Regions from separate parts of the Homo sapiens genome. Here regions 2 and 3 are each linked to region 1. The links are chromatin loops, found by intact Hi-C in ENCODE. Cell type or tissue: heart left ventricle. All regions are shown on one strand.

The links. Peaks named below come from ENCODE experiments on the same cell type or tissue, not always from the same donor. Only the 100,000 strongest peaks of a DNase experiment are listed, where the experiment ranks them.
Region 2: a loop joins it to region 1, with 2.8 times the contacts of the local background. A loop is called at or near these places in 42 of 110 quality-filtered maps.
Region 3: it touches region 1 in a loop (2.1-fold over the local background); 33 of 110 quality-filtered maps call a loop at or near these places.

What each region holds. Positions count from the first base shown.
Region 1 is chr3:99,872,236-99,880,235 of GRCh38, forward strand. The region is part of intron 1 of CMSS1 (cms1 ribosomal small subunit homolog); the gene reads left to right. The region is part of intron 4 of FILIP1L (filamin A interacting protein 1 like); the gene reads right to left. The region is part of intron 1 of LOC105374010 (a long non-coding RNA gene); the gene reads left to right. Among named protein-coding and RNA genes, the nearest start is that of HP09053, 52 kb to the left of the region's middle. RefSeq lists a silencer at 3,775-4,244 and an enhancer at 5,810-6,104. In heart left ventricle, CTCF peaks have their summits at 4,002 and 4,201; a DNase peak (open chromatin) is centred at 3,956; H3K4me3 peaks cover 5,082 bases; H3K27ac peaks cover 6,650 bases.
Region 2 is chr3:100,054,191-100,062,190 of GRCh38, forward strand. All of the region lies in intron 1 of CMSS1 (cms1 ribosomal small subunit homolog), which reads left to right. All of the region lies in intron 1 of FILIP1L (filamin A interacting protein 1 like), which reads right to left. Among named protein-coding and RNA genes, the nearest start is that of FILIP1L, 56 kb to the right of the region's middle. In heart left ventricle, a CTCF peak has its summit at 4,036; no DNase peak of the experiment used is centred here; H3K27ac peaks cover 395 bases.
Region 3 is chr3:99,925,795-99,933,794 of GRCh38, forward strand. All of the region lies in intron 1 of CMSS1 (cms1 ribosomal small subunit homolog), which reads left to right. It overlaps FILIP1L (filamin A interacting protein 1 like), which reads right to left. Exons shown (of 6, transcript NM_001387850.1): 2 at 4,975-5,236; 3 at 4,062-4,235. The coding sequence starts at 5,226. All of the region lies in intron 1 of LOC105374010 (a long non-coding RNA gene), which reads left to right. It also overlaps the pseudogene TMEM258P2. Among named protein-coding and RNA genes, the nearest start is that of MIR3921, 35 kb to the right of the region's middle. In heart left ventricle, a CTCF peak has its summit at 3,424; no DNase peak of the experiment used is centred here; H3K27ac peaks cover 4,318 bases.

The DNA of each region.
Region 1 (8,000 bases):
GCTGTAAAATTCTGTGGATATTCTGTGCCAGGACTGTGTGTGTGTGTGTGTGTGTGTGTGTGTGTGTGTGTGTGTGTGTGTGTGTGTGACTGTGGGGCCTGGGGTATCCCATTTTCCATATAGTCAAGTACCTTATCAAGGTACTTCTCAAATTCATAGTTGAATGTTTGCTGTTCTGATGTAATGTATGCTTTCTTTTGCTGATAATAACTCCTTTAGGCTAGAATAAGTAGTTATCATAAACAGACACAAGGAGTTGAGGTATGTCTGCATCCTGTCTGTCCCAATCATACACTTACCTATCTACTCCTCTACTTACCTCCCTACTGCTCCCCTGCCTGCCCCCACAAACACATCATTCCCCAAGCTTGTTTAAAAAAAATTCTATACTTAACAATTTATCATATTTTGGAGCCAGTAGAGCATAGAAATGTGAGGACGGTCAGACTGGAAAAAGAATACTGCTAATGTGTTCTCGTTCTTGGGCTCAGAATTAAAACTGCTGCTGTCCTATCTTAATCTGCTAAAGCATCTCAGAGAACAAGCATGAAGAGGGAGTGTTTCTCATATCTGAAAAAGAAACCAGGGACTTTCCTTGGTAAGCCTTCCCATTTTTGTTTGCCCAGCTTTCCCAGGCAGAGACGATGTTAGTGCAGATGAAGGTCAAGGAGAATCTCAAGTCTTTTTTTTTTTTTAAAAAAAGGAGGGATGTGCAAAGGCTGATAAGTGTTGGTGATAATCTGCTAGGAATTAGTGTACCTAACAAAATGACTCAAAACATGAATGTCCTACCTCATTTTAAGTAGAAAATGACCAGCCATAGGAGGTTCTAAAAGTCATTGCAGCACACTTTAAGCATAAGTGACTGGGTTGGTGGCTAGAAAATGTTGTGGTGATGACAGCAGCAACCACAGAAATATTGCTTTGAAGGTTTGTGATGCTGGCTGCATATGCAGTGTCTCTTCATCTTTAAATCCTTATTTAAATATAATTTACAAAAACTAAACAATCAGTTTAAATTGAAGCTGAATTCATGGTCAAATACAAATTAAATGGACCTTAAAATCGTTTAAAATTAATATGTCCAACAGATAAGGTAGGGTGTATTAGATTTTTCAAAGATGACAGGCTCTGTGAACAACAGATGGGGCCATTTCAGTTCCTGAAGCAGGTTGAGACCAATATTGCCTTACATCCACAATATCCAGTCTTTTATAAACAGTTCTCTTCTTGCCCCTCTTCCTTTTTCCTTTAAATAGGAGGGGCTGTATGTTTTTTTTCTATTCACCTTGTAAAATGTTCACTTTGCCCTGAAGCACTAGACATGGACAGAACATGACCTAAGCAGAATTATTGGAATCTTATTCTTCCTCCTACATTTTCAGTTTTTTTTCTTAAATCTCAAAATCCATTTATTACCAAAGGCACTTTTTTGGAGGGGAAATTACAGCAGAGAACCCTTAAACAAAATTTACAGCCTTTTGAGAAGGCAAATTAATGGGAACTGCAAGAGAACCGGAAAATTAAGTCAAGGCTTGATTTGTGTTTTCATACTGGCTGTTACTATAGTCTCCATCACAGCATTAGGAAAATAGCACAAAAATACCAGGGCTTAACAGTTAAGGTTAATCACCACAAAAGTGCAAATGAACTTACTAAGCATAAAATTATTATGTGCTTTATTTGGAAGTGTAGAAATTCACATTCATTCTATCAAAAACATTTTCCCATCATACAGATTGTCCCAAGGACTAAGAAATTGCTCATCCAAAGAGCCCAGTGTGAGATAGGGTATCCATGATAAGTCATACTTAGCTTTCAGTTTTAAAAGAGGTCTTATGTGATTGTTCTTTGAACCATGCTTTAAAGTTAATAAATGGGAAAAAGTGTGGAATATTAAAGAGTGTTATTTTTAAATTTTAAAAAATCGATGCTTGCCTGCTTTAAAAAAATAAAAGACACTGGGAAACACAGCTGTTAGAATTTTGATGGAAGTTATGATTTTCAACAGTTGAGTTGTAGTTTATGGTACAGATGGTACTCTGGGTATACCTGAAACAATAATTGATGGTTTCTGTTTGTCTCTTCCTCTGTTAGATTCAGAAGAGCAGAATATCTTTTTTCCAGAGCAGGAATTTTTCAGTTTCCAATTACCGCTTATATCAGATAAACAACTCTTCCATTGCATATTCTGTACTTCTCCACAGTGACATGGGTGTTGGCCCCGCTCTTCTCATTATGGTGGGCTTCCCTAGGTTTGAAATAATAGTTTGTGGAAAATCCTACTTCTCAGTACTAACCTGCAGTTTATATAGCCTATCCTCAGGCCAAATAACATATAATTTTTCTTTTAAAATATGAAAACCAAAGTCGTGCATTGCTCCAAACAAAATTAGCAAAAACAAAAAAACTGCTATGAGGCAAAAATGATAGGCACCAATGTCATATACTTTTAAAAACCATCCAACAGAAATTATTAGAAATATACAGATATAACCCACATTTTGAGTATTTTTTAAATGCTGTGTTTCAATGATAAAATCTGGGATCTGACATTTTCTTCTGACAATTAAATATAAAAACATGAGTTTGTAACACACACATACACCTCAGTGGTTATAGTGCTCTGCTCCTCTGTTAAACTTTTACTGTACCTCCAAACAGTTATCTTATATGGTCATTTTAGTGCCAACTAAAATGCCAGCATTTTAAAATCTCAGAGTAAATATAAATGGCAGCCTATGAATTCTGAGTTTGAATTGTATATACTTATAAAACATAGAGACTGTTTTAAAAGGGACAATTCTGTCACATAGTTGTTAAAGTTTTATTTTACAATATATGTTTAGACCAGATAAGGATTGAATGATGAATCAATTTTTCATCTCCTATTCCAGTGTTCTAAAGTTGACATAACCTTTTTATTTTTAATTCCTACGTTGACTTTTAGTTGGAAAAAATGAAGTAAAATATTATGGAGATTTTTCTGCCAAGTGTTCAGTTATCATACTGTAAGAGTTCATTGGTAGCAATAGCCTCTTCAGGATTTAGATGTAACTAATTATGGTTTAAAATGTTACTGATTAATACAGTTACTCTATAAGTTTTACCTTTTAAATTGGCATTTTTTACATAATATACTACTATCCAAAATATTACTCTAGAAATGATAGCTGTAAGTGAGGTTTGTCATTTTTCCAATGCCTGGACTTGAAGCAGAAAGTTAGAACTCAAAACTATGATAGTTACTTCCTTGTACAAATTGACATATGCTTTTACGACAAAATAGCGTTTGTACGATTTTTTGAAGCTTAAAAAGATTTTACTTTTTAAGTTAGATTCGTCTTAATTCCAAGATGTATTCCTAACAGTGTTTTTCTAGTCGTTTATATTAACATTTACAAAAAGAGGGGAAAACCTGGCACTAACAAATTTTCGCATTCTGCTCATGTAAGACAAGCGAGTTTGAGTCCGGAGGAGAGATAGGGTTGCTGCAGTACAATATAGTCTCCCCCACCCTTTCCCCAAAGATTTCTCAATATGGGCAGGATTCAATGTGTAGCTCACTTGGAAAGCGTATGTAATACAGTCACCTCCCACCTCTCAACATTTAAAATTAAATCTCTAATCTGTTTTCTCCTCCAGAGAAAACTTCTACTTTCAAGTTTTGTGTGAGTTGGAAACGGTTTTGAACCTAGAATTCATTGGATGCGCTTTGCGAAACCTGTCTGCAGTTTGTGATGCTGAGACAGCTTTAACAGCCACCCACAGACTTGCTACCTGGCTGTCTGACAGCAGTGCCCCTTGGTGGAGCGAAGTTGCTCTCCCGGGCTTACCTGAACTGCCTGCGCCGGGGCCGGGCGGGGGCCGGGCCGGGGCCGCTGTAGTGCCGCGCTGCGAGCCGACTGTGCGCGCTCCGAGAGTCGCCCGAACAATGCGAGCGGGGCGCTGAGCGCGCCCGGCCTATGGGCGTTACGTCACTGTTCTGCCTTATAAGGCGCTCCGCGTGTGCGGCGCTGTCGGCGGGGGCGCCGGTGACCGCGGGACCCTCGGCCGCGGCGGCGGCGCAGCCACACACCCCAGCTCCCGCGGATGTTCCGGCCGTGTGAACGGACCGTGGTTCCCGGCTCCCAGCGGAGGGAATGAGTGGTGGGCCGGTGGGCCGGGGCGCCGGCGCCCTCCTGTCGGGCTAACAAAGTCATTGGGAGGCAGGGTCGATCCGCTTGTAACTTTTTTCCCTCTGGGTCCCTAAAGCTGTTGTTGCTTCAGGGACTTCAATACACATCCTGTTATTCTTATGTAAACTTTTGTAAATTCATTATACTTTTTATTTTTGGTTGCTGGGGGTAGGCGGGAGAGGGAAAGGAGAAGTCTGGGGTTTTGTGGAGACATCTCTGGGGGTGATTTAGACTTCAAACCTTCTCTTTCCTCTTTGTAATGAGTAGGGGTCCTCAGAGGATGGTGTTTTATTTCCTGATGATGTAACTACCAAACAATTCTTCAAGTGATGATGGAAAGGCCAGATGAAATCTTATTTTTTTCAGTGTTTTTCCTGAAAGAACTTCCTCTTTCCCCATTTCTGCATGCCTGTGTTTTAACGAAAGCAGTTAAAACTATCATTTTTTGGCAGGGAAAAAATTTTTAAAGAAATTAAATGTTTTGTGCTGTACTTTCAAGACAATGTATAAAATTAGAACTTTAGAGCCAGTTTTAATGTTTGTTCTCTTCTACCGGCAAACAAAATAAAGCCAAAAATAACCACGTGAAGAAAAAAGAAATTAGCCAAATGTGATTGAATTAAGAATATTATCCTCTAGTATGGGGTAGATTTACTTGTACAAATCCTACTTCTTGTGAATGAGAATTCACCTCCGAATTATAAGAGAAGTCATACCTAAAGTTCTAGCCCAACTATATGAATCTGCTAAATAAATTAGGGACGTGGCATTCTTATTTGCAAGCTTCAGATGAGTAATTTTAGTAGCTTGAGTCCTTTTAAAACCTCTTTTAAAATTACATTAAAATAGGATTGCTTCCTATTATGATGTACATATGTCTGTAGAATTATTGTTTCCATATGTTTTGTCAAACAAGAATGACGAAAATAGTCTGCTCGCTTCATTTTCTTAGTGTGGAGTGGAGAAAGGATGTTTGCAGAGTTGTTAGTGGAAATGGTGTGGAATAAAGATGCAGGGCACAACATTAAATGTATGTCCTCTTCACTAAATTGGGAGTTCACTTTATCATTATTCTAGATCACTCTAAGTACCTACTGAGAAACCTAAAGTAAACTCACTCTTGCTTTTCATATACAGTATACTAAGAGATGTGAATTACACATACTCTTCAGCCGAACTTAAAATTTAATATTTGATTTGCAATTGTGTACTAACATTTTGGATGTTGAGTTTGTAGTTTTGTTGGTTTTAACTCTTCTGCCCTATACTTGTGAATTGCATTGTAATCTTTTTAGTCTCCTGTGCTTACCTCATACTTATTAAATATCCTTTTTGAGACTTTTATGCTGCATTTTTTATTACAAATGAGATTAAATGACTTTTATGAAAGTTGTATGATGCATAAACACCTGAATCTCAGCCCCAAACTGATAGCATACTTTTACCCCAAAGCTAACAGTTTTGTAGCTTGTTTTGCATCTTTTTCCCTCTGATAGGCAAATATGTTTCCTAACATTTAACACTACCATTTGTTTCTTTCTCACATATCCATACTCAAGTTTTGCATTTATTTTCATTCTTTTGACTTGCTGGTTCCCATGAAATATGTTAGTATTATTTCCTCCTTTTCTTTAGCTATATTCTGAAGAATAGAGGAAAGAGGATTAGGGCTTCTACTCCTTGTATGCCCTTGCCTGGTACACTACTTGCCTGGTTACATTACTAATGTGTTACTCCTGAAACATCAGTCTCTTGACCCAGCTATGACTCAGCTTTCCAAGTGAGGTCATAGTTATGTGACCACTGTCTTCAGGAACCAATATTAATAGCCCTCATTTGTTGAGCTTTTAGATCATACCTACCACCATACTTAGTGCTCTACAAGCATTTCATCATTTAATCTTCACAACACATTTTGATGTGATATGATCCATTCTTTTCAGATAAAGACATTTAGAAGGCTAAAGTGGCTTGACCAAGGTCACACCGCTACTAAAGTAATGATACAGGGATTTAAAGCAATGTTTACATATATAGCCTTCTACATATATAGTCTTACATATATAGCCTTCTTCTACATAAATAGTCTTGTCTTCTCCTAATAGTTTGTTCAGAATCTCTCAGAGGTATGTTTGGTAAAGGAGTGTTCAGATTTAACTGAGAAGTTTCTGTTTATTTTCTAGACTGAATCTTGAACTGGGAAAGCCAAGACTCATCCTCTTTTTTGTGGATTTGTGGATTTACTGACAGTTTTCTGGAAGGTGGCAGCAACGTATCTTGTTCTAGTAAAATTAGAATATCATCACCATTTCACTTCAAACGAAAGTCAAGGGTTTTGAGGGAGCAGGACCTTTAACTGATACAAGAGTACCCTGGGTGGTGTATTGCAAACTCCAACCAGCTGTTGGCATTGTGCGCCATTGGCCACATAAGTAGATGAGTAGACTTTTATTTCCTTCCCTCTTTCAACCAAAATTCTTTCTGAGATGTAATTTTTATTCTCTTGGTTTCTGAAATTTTCTTCATTTGTGAAATTCTCTTGGTTTCATTTGTGAAAATAGTAGAGTTATGATCACTGTGCCTCAAAATTGGATGAGAGAGTTTTACTTCCTAACCTTGTTCTGTCCAATTACTTTTGTGACTTTCTTTTCATTTTTTAATCAGGAATTTACTACAAATAAGCATACCTAGACACCAAGGTCCTTTCTACAATTAGTAATCTGAGTTTATGATCTAAATCAGCACTAGCTTTAAACTGTTATTTAGAAATGATACAAAGAAATTTTTCTACCAAGTTCATTGCTTTCTAATGCGGGAGAAGGGGTTTGTAGGTAACAAGGCAAGAAACAAGGAGATACCAACTAGATTTAGCCATATTATATTATGTCAAAGACAGCTTAATATCACCAGTTTCCCTGGTTCGAGCTAATTGTCAGGAGGCCATGACAATGACCACATTAACAGGTGTTATTAGTGAAGTCAGTTGCTACTGACCATAATTACAACATCATCATTATTTAACTTTTAAAAAATACCATTAATATACTGCTAATCACATCAAGCCAGTTCCTCTTTTTGAAGTAACTGCTCTTATTTTCTTTCATGTCTTCTCTCCCTGCCTTTGTTTCTTCTTTTGACTGGTCATGTCTTTCAGTCATCCAAGTATAGTAAGTGCCAAAGAAGCAGTAATTAATAGGATGTTTCTTGCAGCTACCCAAAATTTTCATTGCTGGTCCTTTGGTCATTTAAGCAGTTGGTACGCTCTGCTCCCTAGGAGCTCTGCTTTGAGCTATGAGATGGTAATGCTAACTTTGTATATGACATGTTTGCTTCTTTGCCTCTGTGAGATAGTATATATGGAAACACTGTCATGTACAAAGAAAAACAGCAAGACCTGTATAAGACCTGGTCTTATGGACCTGGTCCTGTATAAGAAGCTGAACAGAGTGGGAACAGACCCAGGATTGCATAGGGAGAGGTATAGTTCCATGGTCCTGCATTGCTTCAGACTACAGTTGGATTGGCCAGAATATGAGCTTTCGGTGTTTATTGCACCCCACGCTACCTTCTACCACCTTACCCACAGCCTTCTTGCAAAGCAGCTTTGCCACTGAGCACTGGATAACCTTGCCATGGATCCGATCCTGTGCTTCTACTCTCCGATCCCTTCTCCTCTGCTGCTACACAACTTAGGACGAAGGCTGAAGGGACCTGTAGGCAACTGTGAATGTGGAGCCAAAGGGGATGTCTGTGGTAAAAGAACCTTCTCTCCATGCCCTAGACAATCATTTTTCTAATCAACCTCATTTCTTCACTCTTCTT
Region 2 (8,000 bases), 180 kb after region 1:
TTCAGAGCAAAGGTCACAAACTAACCGAGACATCACATTCCCCCTTCCCTCTTGATATGTTCTCTTTGACTTGCTTGATGGTTTTTTGAAAGAACATGAGTTAGTTGCTAGTAATAGCAAATTTCACAAAGAAATTGAGATATCTGGCTTTTCTTGAAAGCTCAGATCTGGAAAACCTAGGCCTACATTCTTGTAGCTGGCCAGAGCTGGGGAGTGGCTGTCCCGTCAAGTGGAGCACGTACTCTTGCCTGCACCATGAGCCAGTCTGACCTGCTTCGTTCATTATATTATGTTATGTTTTGTTATGTTATGTTATGTTATGTTATGTTATGTTATGTTATGTTATGTTATGTCATGTTATGTTGTTACCTACCTGCCCCTGTTGGCATTTGAACTATCCACTCCTGGCCCAGGACTTGGGAATACAACGTGAATAATCTTGCAGATGTGGCTCAAAGAAACCATGCTGGACAACTGGATCAAAGGAGGGCAGATCACTGATTTCCCTTCCCTCTGGGCTGCACTGTCTTTTAGCAGTTCCCACCAATACCCTCAAGCCCTGGGATGAGATGCACAACTTCTATCACAATGCCTCTGGATCCCGTAACCTTGCCCCCTCTCTCTCACCATCACTGGTGTCACAGTTGAGTTCAGATGCAAAAACTGAAATGTTCAGAAGTATGAGGTCATTTCAAATTTAGTCTCATGTTATTCTGTTAAGCTTGGATTTCATTAATCACAACATAGTTCCTTCCAGAAACTTCTGAATGCCCTTTCCCAGCTTGCAGAGCCTCTTTTGGGCCTTCTTGCTGATCATCTCTGCTTCCGTGCTTTACCCTTTACCTCCTGGCCCATAGTATTTTGTTGTCAGGTCACAGTTGTCTTTCTGGAAGTCTCCTGCCTCAGACTCTTACCAAAGTCCTCGTGGTCTGCCCTTCAGAACATTCTCAGCAGCTCCTATCCCAATTCAGGTCTCCCAGTTCTCCTCGTCCTACTCTTATCAATTTCTTCGTGTATGCATAGGATTTCCAGTACAAGAGTATCATCTCAAGCACTGAGGATCCTGAACAATGTCTCTCTTGCTTTCCTCAGTATCTTTAGCATTACTGAACACCTCTTAGTTCTGTTATCCCCAACATCACTGGCACACTCAGTCCATCCAGGCGATAGAAAATCAAGGTGACTGTATGATCCACGTGGCCATATGCTCTTCTCGGAAATTCCTAGGACATGTTATCACACTGTGACAATCACTGTCTAATGCTAGAAAAAAACTGATTTGTCTCTCGTTAAGTATTTGTAAATACTAAAGACTGTCTTTACCTTTATTTTAGAGTTTATAAGAGTAGCCTGTGTTCATTGAATGTGGAAAATATACAAAGATGCAAAGATAAAAATATAAATTACCCATTGCTATACCACCTAGATTAAAAACCACAGCCAGCATTTTGATATGTGCATTTTCACATTTATATTTTAATCTCTTCCTTTCCCTGTTCTTTAGTAGTCAAACATTCTTGAGAGGAGAGTAATTTTTGTGATTATCCCAGTAATTTAGAAAAGAGAGATAGGCTAGAGAAAAATCTAGCCTTAAATTTCAGAAATTTTTTAATATTGTACACATTCTTTCTTGTTTATATTAAATTACTCTTCCACAATATGAAGGGTAGATATGAAGTTTTTCATAACTACCTTCAAGGAGTCCAAAGATTATCTGTATAGTACCCTCATTTTTCTGATAGGATAGATTGTATTATAGATAACACTTGTGTATGGAGTCCAAGCTTAATCTTAGGCATTCAGAGAAGGATAGCCTAGTTGATCTGGTTGGGGAAATAAGACACAGGTAAAAGAAGATTCATATTTGCTCAAAGTAGCATAAAAGTGCAAGCTATGGTATACCAAGGTCTTAAGCTGGGGCCTGAAGGGAAGGGAAGGCAGGGAGTAGAGAAGAAAGCTACATAGGTGCATTTTACATTACAAAAATGGTAGGGTACCAAATATTATTACCAGCTGAGGGTGTGGCAAGACCCTGGCTAGGAACCAAGTCTGACTCTCAGCTCTGGGATTTCCCCACAACATTTCCAGCTGATAAATTGACAAGTCTCCAATGCATCCTTCCATAAATATTGTTACATTTTCCAGACCTTACATCTACTTTTTAAATTTCTATGGGAGGCTTTTTAGAAACTTACAGCCTAGAAATACTTATTTTAAACAAAAGTGATTTCATATTAAAATAAATAAATTTCAGTGACTGAATGCTTACTACCTGGTGATACAAAGATAACAAAAGTTTATAATCTGCTCTTGTTGAGCTAGAGATATCATTAACATTTTAGCCTCCAGGTCAGAAATGCTGCTAGCCCTTACTGGCTTTATCTGCTTGTGATTAACAAGTTTGTCATAATCTAATTAACACAGCTAATGTTGAGTTTCTAGGCAGCTGGAAACAATAAATGTCTTATTGCTTTGGACTGCCACACAACCAGGTAGCAGCTCTAGACCATTAAAAAAAAAAAAATGGGGCCGGGCGCGGTGGCTCACGCCTGTAATCCCAGCCCTTTGGGAGGCCAAGGCAGGCCGGGCGGATCACGAGGTCAGGAGATCGAGACCATCCTGGCTAACACAGTGAAACCCCGTCTCTACTAAAAATACAAAAAATTAGCCGGGTGTGATGGCAGGCGCCTGTAGTCCCAGCTACTCGGGAGGCTGAGGCAGGAGAATGGCATGAACCTGGGAGGCGGAGCTTGCAGTGAGCCGAGATCGCACCACTGCACTCCAGCCTGGGCAACAGAGCGAGACTCTGTCTCAAAAAAAAAAGAATTGGGCAAGTGATTTTTCCCACAACTTTGGGGTAGCTCTGTAAGAGAACTAATGATTGGCAGGCTCAGGGCAGGAGATTTTAATGGAAAGTCCTGGACCTGCAGTCAGAGAAGCTCTGGTGCTGGCAGAGCCAGGATTTAGCTGTATAATCTTTGCCTGCCACGTGGCTTCTCTGCCCCTCCAGTGGACTAGGTGACTAAAGACCCGTCCCGTTCTAATATTCTGTGACTATTCTCCAAGAGTCTAATCTTTCTGCAGGAAACCAGGAAAGCAGTGAGATGTTACTTTAAGGAAAGATGACATGATCTCTAGGCCAAGCTTCTTGCCCGGCCTTAGGCATGTCAGTTTCAAATACTCATTATATCATCAAGGAAAAAGGCCAATAAAAGCCCAGACCTTTCAAGCTATAGAATCTGCTTATAAATTGGAATGGACAGAGTTGCTGCGGTTTCTCCAAACTCTGAAACATTACATGTTCTTGGGTAACACTAAAATGCATTTTGTGTTCTGCGTCTTATTAAAGTTCTCGTGATATGTCTCTGTAAAAGTCTGCTCCCCTCCTGCAAACAGGGAATGTCCCCTTGGTTATCTGTTACCAGTTAGTTCAGTTGGTTGAAATCCAATGCTTTGGGATCAGGCCCCATATGGGACAGTTGGTTTCATGCAGAGAAGCCCCCTGCTTGCCCGGGTGTTTCATAAATGCATGCATTTGGTCGCAGAAGGTATGGATGTGAGCGTGGCTGGCTCAGCATAACCTACCCCTGCTACTGGAAAAATCACTCAAACCCTAGGTTTTTTTAACAGGGTCACTGCCCTCATCCTTGTTTAGAATTAACAACTGTGAATACAATGCCGGTCCAACTTCTATGTATTCCTCAAAGATCCTGATGACCTTTTACCCAACTAACTGACTGTCTAAATCTTTCGACATCGTGAGAGTCTGATGAAAATAGCTAGTTATTAGAGGCTGACTCTCTGTGAGGTACTATGCTAAGTGTTTGTGTCCATTCTCCCACTCATGCCTCAAAGTAATCCCAGGCAATATGCACAATTTTTTATTTTCTTTTTGCAGTTGAGGAAACTGGCTGGGGAAGTTACCTAGCTTTCCTAGGGCTCCACATTTACTGACTGGCAGAACCAAGACTGAGACTCCTATCTGTCTGACTCTAGAGCCTATGCTATTACTCTCTATACCCTACTGCCTCTCTCAGGCAGAAAATTAAGAGGCATCTGAATACTGTTCTATGTTCAAGGCACGGAACAGAGTTGGAGATTTTAGAAACTGTGATAAGCTCCTACTTACAGAATGAAACTTTGTACAATCAGATGCTTATAAACGGGTATGATTTTCCATTGTCATTCTTTGGAATGTAAAATGAGATCACCTCTGAAGGCAGGCAGAGAAAAGTTGACACATAGTTAAGTGAGGCACAAGTCTGTTCTTGGGTGCTTCTACAAGCTTCCCATTGATGACCTCCTCTCTGTCCCGGCAGCTTGAGATACTCACATCCCCAATCTAAAGCTTTGCTCAGCTTTTGCTCCTCCAACTTTCATTTCAAACACAAATCCCCTTGGTGGACAAAGAGAAAAGTTTCTCTCCGCTTTTTTTCTCCTCTAAATTCCCAAGCACCTCACCACAAACTGACTTCATTTTACACCCTCAAACCCAGAAGCATCAACAGACAACAGGGCCCATTTTTCCTGACTGTCCCACTCAGAGGCTTTTCAGTAGAAGGAGGACGCTGTATAACCTCCTTTGTTAGAACACTGAGTTAAGCCATGACTTCTCTTCTGGAGCCACAGTTTCATATGTGAAGTTTAAAATAAAGTTTAGTAGTTGAGTGATGTGTTTAGTATTCTAGAACCTTTTTCTTTCTGATCTTCTAACTTAACTTGCATTTGAGAGCAAAGGGGCAGTTTGGACAGCATGGAGAAGGCATTTGGTGCAAGTTCAGGAAAAGGTCCTTGGTAACATCCATCTCTTCCAGTGTTTTTCTTTTTAGATTTTGTAGATAGACTTGAAATAAAGGCTACCTTTAGGGTAATTTCTCTTTTACCTAGTCAGCACTACAAAGTAAAGCTTAAAGTTTCATGGTTTTCCTTAAAAGAAAGAACAGATTGACTAACTTCACTGTTGATACAGAAACATATACTTGGAGTTGAAGAGCTTTGTTAGATACTCTAGGTTGTTTCTGTCCAGTTTCTGGGAAGCTATCCTTTAAAAAATACAATGCCTCTTAATTTTCTTTTTCCTTAAAGGGCTTTATAAATCTCTGGCATTTGAGGCTATAATGGGACGAGCCTTCCATGTGACATCTTTTTTGAGACAATGAAAAATGCTTCACACCTGTGTCCTTGTCCGTGGCTTGCTTTTAGCCTCATCTCCGTGATCATCACTGCTTTCCCCTGCTTCTTCACTCTAGCCTTGCTTCCTTTCATTCAGGAAGCATTTTTTTTTAGCACCTGTTATTAAATAATGGTGTGCTAGGCCCTGAGGAGGTGAGGAGATGAAGACAAAGTTTCTATCCTCCAAGGGTAGAGGGTGTAGTTCAGAGGTTGAAGATTCAAACAGCGTTAGGAGCCAGGAAGGTTTGTGAGCCAGAAGGCGGGGGCCAAGTGCAGGACAGAGTAGTGACTGGGACTGTACTGTAATGAAAAGGACCCATCATGCCTGAAGAAGTCAGTCATTACACAACTCCAGCTGACTGGAACCATCCATATGTGCCGGCCTAGAATTGTCAGAGCTTCCAGTTTGTCAAGAGAAATCAGAAATCCAGATTTCTGTGTGTATGTATCATCTCCTGATTTTTAAAAAACTCTGGCAACTAATTCATATTCTTCAAAAACATCATGTAGGCCAAACAAAACATGCATGTGGACTGGATTCAACCTATGAGCCTCCAGTCTGGGGAGTTCTGGCCTCGTTAGTGAGGTAAATCACATATGTATGAAATGATTAATTTAAAATGTGACCCATATGACTAGGGGTGGCACAGGCAGTTTTCCTGCTGGAGGAGGACGGTTGGGGAAATGGGGGCGGGGGGAAGATGGGCTCCAGGTACATGTGCCCTCAGCTGTGCCGGGTATGGTAAAGGGATTTGAGGAAACTGGAGGTGTGTGTCACATGGTGGGTGGGCTACGGTGCCAGACTGAAGAGGTTGAGATTTACTTTCTATGTCATGAGGAGCCCCTAAAGATTTTTTTGATCTACTATTTTAGAAAATAAAATCTACTGGGAGGTAAAGGAGTGAAGTACCATGCAAGGAGAAACCATGAGGAGACTCTTGCCTTAGTACTTTAACTGTTTCCCACTCCACCTCCTCTTCCATCCCTTTATACCACATCCAAAAACCATCTTCCTGATGCCCTTCTAAGAGAAGGCAGCTCCTTGGCCTAGCAAGGTAGCTTTAAAGTATGCCAATGCCCTAAACGAAAACAAGAAAATGAAATCAGAGCACATTAGAATAGCATCTTCACCCAAGAAAAAAAAAATACATAAAAATGCTTAGCTACCACCTCTCACTGAGTAAAAACCACCACTTAAGAAACAAATAGGGGCTCGGCGCAGTGGCTCACACCTGTAATCCCAGCACTTTGGGAGGCTGAAGCAGACAGATACCTTGAGCTCACAAATTTGAGACCAGCCTGGGCAATATAGTGAAACCCCATCTCCACAAAAAATAGAAAAACACAAGATTTAGCCAGGCACAGGGTGTGTGCCTGTAGTCCCAGCTACTCTGGAAGCTGAGGTGGGAGGATAACGAGCGTGGGAGGCGGAGGTTGCACTAAGCCAAGATCACACACCACTGCACTCCATCCTGGGCAATAGAGCCAGATCTTGTCTCGAAAAAATAAAAATAAAAAACAAATAGGGCATCTCTTTGAGCCATACAGATCTATCAATGGCCTGCATGGCTTTGAAATGGAAGTGCAAGTTGCAGAACCACATCCTCATTAACCGCACGAGGTGATGAGTTGCAGCATAGCAATAGCCACACACAAGAAACCACACCCTTTGCCCCAAGATTTATTAGCAGGGCTTTCTCTCTTAAGTGGCCAATAGATGTGCACATAGAAGTTGACCTTTACTTCTAATCAAGGCAGAAAGGCACTGTTAAAATTTAAAAAAAAAAAAAATTTTAAAAGGAAGGAAGGGTACAATTTTTAGATTTTAAAAACTATACTTCTTCTAAATAAACCTAAAATACCAAAAACAAGTGATCCCTCTGTACACACTGAGTATGTTTGTGTAATGAGAGGCTCCTTATCTCTGGACAGCCAGATGGGGTGAGTCCAAGTTGGGGCCAAGCACATGACATTCGAAAATCTTCACAGGTGGTTGAGGACCCTGCACAGTTTTGCTTAGAGATTAAAACTTAAATGTTTGGCTGATGTAGGCAATTCTTGGTTATTCCAGGGTGTTAATTTTCCCAGGCCCTTGTTTTACTTTCTTTCTCCTCCTACCCACATTTTCACTATTTTATTTCTTATTAATACCTCCTGCAGAGAATGAAAAGAAGAAGAGAAAGAAGATGGAACTTTTTTAAAAAATTGCTTTACCTCATAATAAGAGCAGTACTAATAATTACAACACCATTAACAACCACTAGCATTTCTTGGACTTTTATTGCATTCTAGGTGCTAAGTGCTTTACACATATGAATTCATTTAATTCATTTAACCCTCACTACCTCCGAGGTGCATGTCGTTATCCTCCCATTCTGAGGTGAGAAAACTGAAGCACAGAGAAGGTAATGCAATACCCAAGGACTCACAGCTAGGAAATATCAGAGGCAAGATTTGAAGCCAAGAAGACTGATTCCAGAGACTTCACTTTTTTCATTTATTCATTTATTGTGGTAAAATATATATAATACAAAATCTGTCATTTTAACTATTGCTAACTGTGCAGTTTAATAGCATTAAGAACATTCACATTGTTATGCAACCAAGACTACTACCCATCTCCACAAACTTTTTCATCTTCCCAAATTGAAAGCCTTTACTACTCTATATTACTTCCCTAGTAATACTTAGAGATCTGGAAATATCCACTTGTGGTTATCCTGTCTTCTTCTTTTTTTTTTTTTTTTTTTTTTTTTTTTTTTTTTTTGAGACGGAGTGTTGCTCTGTCCCCCAGGCTGGAGTGCAGTGGCGCGATCTTGGCTCACTGC
Region 3 (8,000 bases), 54 kb after region 1:
AAAGAACATGCCAGTGGCCAAAAGCATCACAGTCAGATGGAGTTAGACAGCCAAGCTCACTGGGCTGGTTTATCAGCTCCTGGCCTTGAGCTCCATTTTGCCCAGCACGGGGTAAGCTGCCACCAGAAAAACATGTTGGCAAGAGCTAACTCGGGATCTTTTGCTAGTGATAAATTAATATCTATTAAGAACTTGGTTTTGAAAACACCCGACTTTCTAGATTAGATACAGATGCAGTAAGTGATAATGTTGATTGATTTTTACAGTTTGCCTTTGTCATAAAAGATTTAGAATGTGTGACTCATTGTGAATTTAAAGCCAATTTAAGTTGTGTATCCTAAAAAGCATGTACTTGACTAGAAATGTACTTGACTAGAAATCTGGGCACAAAATGACCAAGTCATTTCAGAAAAAGAGTACAACTGAGGTGTCCCAGCATATAGAACCCAGTAAATTCTCTCTGACTTCTAAATGCTTAAATTCACAAAATACTTCATTATGCCATACAATTGTTGATGATTTTTAATGTAGCCAGTCCTTTTGTGAAAGCTGAAACTGCTATGTTGTATTGCCTGCTGGCAGAGGCATCTTCTGAGGAGGCTCTAGTGTTGATTGTCATGGAAGTGTGTTTCAAACCACTGCAGCCCTCTGAAAATTTTATCTTCAGTTGCCCAAACATTAGAGTCCATTGTAAGGAAAATTCAAATCAACTCCTTTTGCAATTTGAGAGTGAAATAGTGATAGGATCAGCTTTACTTTAGGGAAGTTATTAGTTGACTTAGAAAATACATTCAATTTAATTTGTCACAAGATTGACATTAGAATTAATGTATGAATAATTATAGTAGGTATTCAGTAAAGCATAAATGAATTACTAAAAGAGGCTTTTCTAAATCCAAAAACAGTATTTCCTTGGAGAGCTTGTTGTAATTGTCAAGATATGTATATTAAATTTTATACAAACCAAAGAGAGAAAATAGAAGGTTTATTTAATCCACTCTTGCTTTCCATTGTTTTTTTCCCTTTATATGTTCGTGGTTGTTTGAAGGGAATGGAAAGAAGGCTAGAAGGAATCCGTGCCCTTCATTTATTCCATGACCCCCTAAGTGGTCTCCCTTCCTCTAGCCTTACCTCCTTGCAGTCTGTCCTCATCACTGACAGCATGATTTTTCACCACTGGGACTCCACTCTCCTGTTCGGGGCCAAAAGGCCCTTCACCATCTGAACCTCCTGCCACCTTGGCCCCATCTTCACTCCATATCTTCCCACCGATCCTACCCAACTTTCAGCCACACTGGACTTCAGGCAGTTCTTACAATTCACCATGGTGCTTCAAGACTGCTTTTTTCAATGCCAAGACCTGGAAATCTTTTTTCCTCTTTCACCAAAACTTTCCCTATACATGAGCTTTTCAATACATATTAACTAACTAAATGAATAAAATTAAATTTAAAAGCTTAATTATACCATTGCTTAAGGTAAGTATTTTAAGATTTGCCCTAGGTTATGCTAATAATACTGAGACTCTTTTATTATAGTGCCTTGGTAAATCCAAAATGTTGTTATATTTTCTTTCTGTTTTTTTTTTTTTTGAGACGGAGTTTCGCTTTTGTTGTTCAGGCTGGAGTGCAATGGCGTGATCTCAGCTCATCGCGATCTCCGCCTCCTGGGTTCAAGCGATTCACCTGCCTCAGCCTCCCAAGTAGCTGGGATTACAGGCATGTGCCACCACGCCCGGCTAATTTTGTATTTTTAGTAGAAACGGGCTTTCTTCATGTTGGTCAGGCTGGTCTCGAATTCCCGACCTCAGGTGATCTGCCTGCCTCGGCCTCCCAAAGTGCTGGGATTACAGGCATGAGCCACTGCGCCCGGCCCATATTTTCTATAATATATTTTTTGGAAGAACTAAGAATACCTTAGGCTATTAATTTTTTTTTAAAATTAAGTTCTGATATAGAACCCTAGGCTGGAAAGGAATAGGAGGTCAAAACTCTTGTGGACTGAGTCCTTGCCTCTTCCCGCCCTCTTGACCACACCTCTGCTCCTAGCCCCAGCCCCAAGCATGTTCCAGCTCACAGGCTTCCACCAGTTTTTCATCTTAAGTCAGTGTTCCTGTCGTGTCATGTAACCGAGAGCTGTTTGTTCTTCTAAGTTATTTTGCCTTAAGAATTAGATAAATCACCTCTAGTTTACCCTAGACATGATTGAGATTTTTTAGGTTTTTCAAAAAGAACATTATGAAGAAAATAAAAGGGAGAAGGGGCTGTTAACACTTCAAGATGGGGGAATGCAAAAGAAGAATAACTTTAGCATTCAAGATGCTTATTCTCATGTAATTAGGATACAGTCACAGCTGGTCTCAGCAGGAGCACTGCCCTCCCTTTATTTTCTTCAGCCCTGTGTAGGAAAATCCTAGGCAGAATTCCCCTTCACTGTTTATTTTCGGGGCATTCCCCTCTCACCTAGTACTTCCTAGACCGAGGAAAAGGATAGACAACTGGGTTGTGTACGTGGAGTTATTTTGGCTTCGAGGAATTGCATAAACTGATATCTGAGGACAGAGAAATCCATAAGGGGGAAGTAGAGGAAAGAGAGGAAAATTGGCAGATCATGGAGGTGGGAATGTGAGAGGTGTATGTATATAGGGGTATCTGTTGGAGGAGTAATCAAAAAAGGCTGGACTTGTAAAGTAGGGCCAGATTATGGGTAACTTTCAGGGGCACCTTACAGAGTTAAGACTGCAAGCATTTGTAGAAGGGGGGTATTTCCAATTTTGCATGTGCACAATAGAATTATTTTGTAATTAAATTTTTTCCCACCGATTTCAACATAAGTTTGGAATCATCCTGTTCCATTTCACACTGAAGTGTTGAGAGGTTATGCCATTTGTAGAGTTTTGTTAGGGTTATGTTCAGAGATCATTAATTTGCATTTGAGCTCACAGGGGTTGGGGAATTTGTGCCTGACACTGTTTCATAGTTAATATGTTGGGAGCCAGGATACAGTTTTAACAGTATTCACTTGAATGCAGCTCTGGTTCCTTTTGTTTAAAATTTGGATTAAAGTGCAAATCAACAGACTTTGGGTGGTCTCATCCTCACCCCGTAGAGAAGCAGATACATATGACCAAACTCCTTCACTATTTGGCAAGACAGTAGTCTCTTCTCTCATGAGATACTAAAGACGAGAATAGCAAGGACATTAGAGGTCAGTCCTGAGGTAGGTTGCCAGAGTTTATTTGAGGGAAATTTGTCTGAAACTTGCTTTCACTCTCCAGCCTCAACTCATGTTCCTAGTTGTTTCTTTTCTATAAAAATGAAAAATTATGAAATTTTCCATGAAGGTCTCAGAGGAAAATTAAAGAATAAAATAAGAATTCCAAAGGGTTTCAGAAATGTCAGCAAGTAAAAGAGCAAGCAGTACTGCCTTCTCCCTAGTGGTGGCCCTGTTGGGACTGCCCACCTTTGCCGTTGTAATTGCTAGGTACGCTTGGTGAGGGAAAGGTCTTTGCTGTCATTAAACTTTGAAGGAAAAAGAAGGTATGCACTCATCTAAAATATATGTTTTTAAAAACTCTATTTCTTGGACAGTTCTTTAGATTATTTCCATTCATGTTCAAAATTTCTATGACATAATACCTCAGTGTTTTCCAAAAATTAACCTCTATGGTTGAACTTTATGTTTTTTATTACAGCCTGGGTACCCTGCAAGTTCCCAGAGTGTGTGTGTGTGTGTGTGTGTGTGTGTAAGCACATGTATGTGTGTGCATGTGTGTGTTTGTGTGTGTATGTGCCTGCACATGCACGTGAGAGTGGGGAGCATTCTCTGGCATTTGGTAGATTTTGGTTGATTCAAGCAACAAACCTAGTGGACGCATCCTGTCTATGGTTCATTCTTTTTAACTTTCCTATTGAACTTGTCGTATTTATCTGTTTTGTGTAGGCTTTAAGTGCGTTAGAAAGTAAAACTGTAAGGAATCAAAGAGGAGTTACAGATCATGCTCATCTGCAGGGCTAGTGCTTGGCTGCCTCCCAGGTACACACCCCTATTGTGGTACATACCTCATTCATTGGTTTCTCATAGATGTCCTCCTGCCAAGGGGTAGATTTCGCTTGAAAAGCATCTCTCTGGAGAGCCTCTAACACCTTTTTTGGAGTGACAAACCCATACTGAGCTTCCAGCAAAGCCAGGTCCATTTTTTCAGCCTTTAAAATGCCTATGACCTCATCTCGAGCCTGTAGGAACAAAAAGTATTTCAGAAAGCCTGCTGTCTCTACCAGCAGTCTCAGCAAGTGATTTTTGTGATAGTTGGCAGTGCTTTTTCTTCTCTTTCAAATCTAAATGAATCATATTTCATTTTCACACTTTTATAAAAGGTAACAAAACTATATCCCTTCATCCTTCTTGTAGTCTAATTACACAATTAATGTTTTAAAAAGTGATTACTATACAACATTGGAGGACTACTTTTTTTATTATGTTTGACAAGCAGATATCATGATATCCATCAATGTACTAGCATTTGGATTTTCAGGGGGTAGGAAATAAAATTCTCCTATATGTGTACCAGCTGTTTTTAGATTTTCATGTAGGTTAATAATGCCAGGGCTAGTCTAGGAGCCAGTTCACTTGGGGTACAAAAGCACCTATTGTTGTTTAAACCAATCCCGAAGTCATCTGGCATTATTGCTACTGATGCATGCATGTGCACTGAAGCTCCTGAGCAGCATGGGCAGAGGATGTGACCTTTCACGACCTGTATGCCAATCACATGTCATCATGACAGCCCCTTTAGATGGGATTAATTGCACTTTGAGTTGGCAGAGGAGAATTCTTTGTATATATACTTATGCTTTGCTTTCATGTACACACATGTATGAACCACAGATATCTATTTCTGTGGCAGCAGGAACACCAAATTCACAAGCAGCCTTCTGTTTGAAGCATGATGGGGATAACTCCAACCCAGCTGACCTGCAGTTCTCCCTCCAGAATGCTGAGGAGAAATAACAGGTCATCTCTTGAGAGGTCTTCTGCTTGGTGGCCATTACCACTGTGTGGCTTCTCTGCCTTGGGACACGGAAGTATTACATCCGACTCACTGGGGGAGTCTTTGTCTTGCTGTCTATGCTTCATGTTTTTAGGCCCTTGGAAACTGTGGCCTTTAGTATGTCTTGGAAATTTCTTTTGGGCTGAGCCCTCGGTATCACTGCCTCTGGAACGCATTCTTTAAAGCCTGGAAGGAGGGAAGAAAATTTGTAAAGCTTAATGGAAATGGAGTTTTAATAAGAGTACCTATTACTGCTTTAACAAGTCTACATTCTTGTTATATTTACCACAGCCCCAAAGTCAATCTTTTTGATGTCTACAGCAGAGAAGGATATTAGCAGATTCATAAATCACAGTCTTATTTGCACTTCTGCTTTTAAAGCAAACATTTAAAAAAAGGTGTTCTGTCTTGATTAAGGCCACTTATGTCCATGGGTAAACAGGCTGTGTTTGAACTTCATCCCCCAAGCATTCCACCTCAGGAACCCAGGTCAGACCTCCAACCATGACCCTAAGTGCTTGCTTAAGACGTACTTAACATAATTATAATATTGTAAAATGGTGACTTTGCTAATTCTTCTAACTTTCTTCAGATTTACTTTATAGTATTTCCTTTAAAATTGTTGGGAGCTTTTATGGGGTTTTTTGTTTTGTTTTTAAAATTTGTTAGCCTTTAAAAGTGCATTAGGACAGAAATGGCAGAGTTACTGCTACAGAATTACTGCATTATTTTGTTTTGAAGGCCAAGTCTAGTATTAAAGGAATGAAGGCTTGGTCCCTGGCTGTATTCCTGTATTCCTGACATTCTTCTAAAATTCTAGATCTATCCTTGGGTAAGTCAAGGGCTTATATTTAGGACCCTCATCTTCAAAGCGGAGATACTACTACCTAACGTAGTTGGCCATTCTGGAAACAATATAAAATAAATTAATGTTTAAAGGACACATTAGCTCCACATCTGATTATATAATCATCCAAATGAATTTATAATAGGAAGAAAAATTCTTCCACTGTTGAGGTTTATAACTAGGAGAGAAAATATCAGTTGAACTTATAATTGACTCTATGGCATATAAGCAGATTATTAATTTTACTCTTTGTCCCTACAAATCATGAAACTTTCATCATCGCCAGTACCTTACTTTTAGTTTGTAGTATTTCTTTAAAAATCTGAAAAACTCAAGTGTCCAGAAAAGTATAGAAACCATAACAAACTGCTATATGCTACCACACAAATTTATAAAATTTTAATAATTTACTGTATATTAGAAAACAGTTTTTAAGTACTGTATTATAGATGTATTATAATGTATGTATCTCTTCTGAAACCCCTTCTCCTCCCTTCCCACTCCAGAAGTAACCACGTAATCTTGAATTTGGTATTTATCATTCCCCTGTATGTTTCATACTTTTTAAAAACATGTACATATATATTGCTGAACAATGTATAGTATTACATTTTCAAACCTTATGTAAATACCATATTGAATGTATCTTTCTAAAACTTGCTTTTTCATCCTAGATTATATTTTTGAGATTCTTCCTTGTTCTATTTTACTGTAGTTTATGTATTTTGATTGCTGTAAGAATATTTCATTATATAGTCCATCATTTACTTGTTCATTTTACTGTTTTTGAATATTTTTTTTTCAGTATTCAAAAAAATGCTACTTCAAACATTCTTGCACATTTTTTTCCCTTGTGTTAGGTGATAAGAATTCTGTCACAAATCAGCTGTGGAACTTGATTAAGACATTGACCCATTGCCAGGCACAATGGCTCACACCTGTAATGCCAACACTTTGGGAGGCCGAGGCAGGCGGATTACCCGAGGTCAGGAGTTCAAGACCAGCCTGGCCAACATGGCGAAACCCCATCTCTGCTAAAAATACAAAAAATTAGCCAGGTGTGGTGGCACACACCTGTAATCCCAGCTACTCAGGAGGCTGAAGCCCAGGAATTGCTTCAACACAGGAGGCCGAGGTTGCATTGAGCCAAGATCGCGCCCGGCACTCCAGCCTGGGTGACAGAGTAAGACTCTGTCTCAAAACAAAAAGGACATTCACCCTCTTCAGGTCCAATGACCTGATCTGGAAGTGAGGGAGCACTTACTATGTGTGCTAAGCATTCTTCTCAGCATTTTCCATGTATTAGCTCATTCAAGTCTCACAACAACACTATGAGGTAGGGAATATTATTATCTCCATTTTACAGTGAACAAATGGAAGCACGGGAAACTTATTGAAGGTTGCACAGCTAATAAGTGGCAAAACTGGGATTTGAGTCTAGGAAACCTGGCTCAGGGACCCACACTCTTAAAAATCATGCCGTAATGTCATTATGCTGTATTGCCTAAGACAAATGCATATATACACTGGTACAAATACCTTGTCCGAAAAATGCCTATAGCCTTACTGAAGAGACTATTTACAAATACGGTATAGATGAACAATGATGTGTGACAGTAGTTGTCACTGGCTCTTCCCTAGGTAGCCAGGGAAAGGCTCATTTATTTGAGAAAAGCAAAGGCATAGAAGGGATATTTTTGTGTAGGAATGGGAGGTTGGGGATGTGTAAGAGATGAGATTGGGAAAAACCTCATTGTGTGTATATCTATTTATTTATAAAAATATTCATGTACTACCACAGTATATTATGTGCTTTATAAAAAACATTCAAAAAAGACAAAAATGAAAAATTATACATAAACAGGATTTCTAATTATCTTTCCCCACCCCTATTGTATTTTCTTGAACACCTAGGAATATCCTTACTCTGGGCTATAGAAATAATGGAAGGTTGTTACATAAATATATTTAATATAGGTAAATATTACATTCTGCTTTATTTATAGGTATGTTCACAGATTAATTATAGGGCCATCTATGTCCTTTGTCTTATATTTTTAAGACAATTTTATTCTTCATTCATGTCTCACATGGCGTATCTGA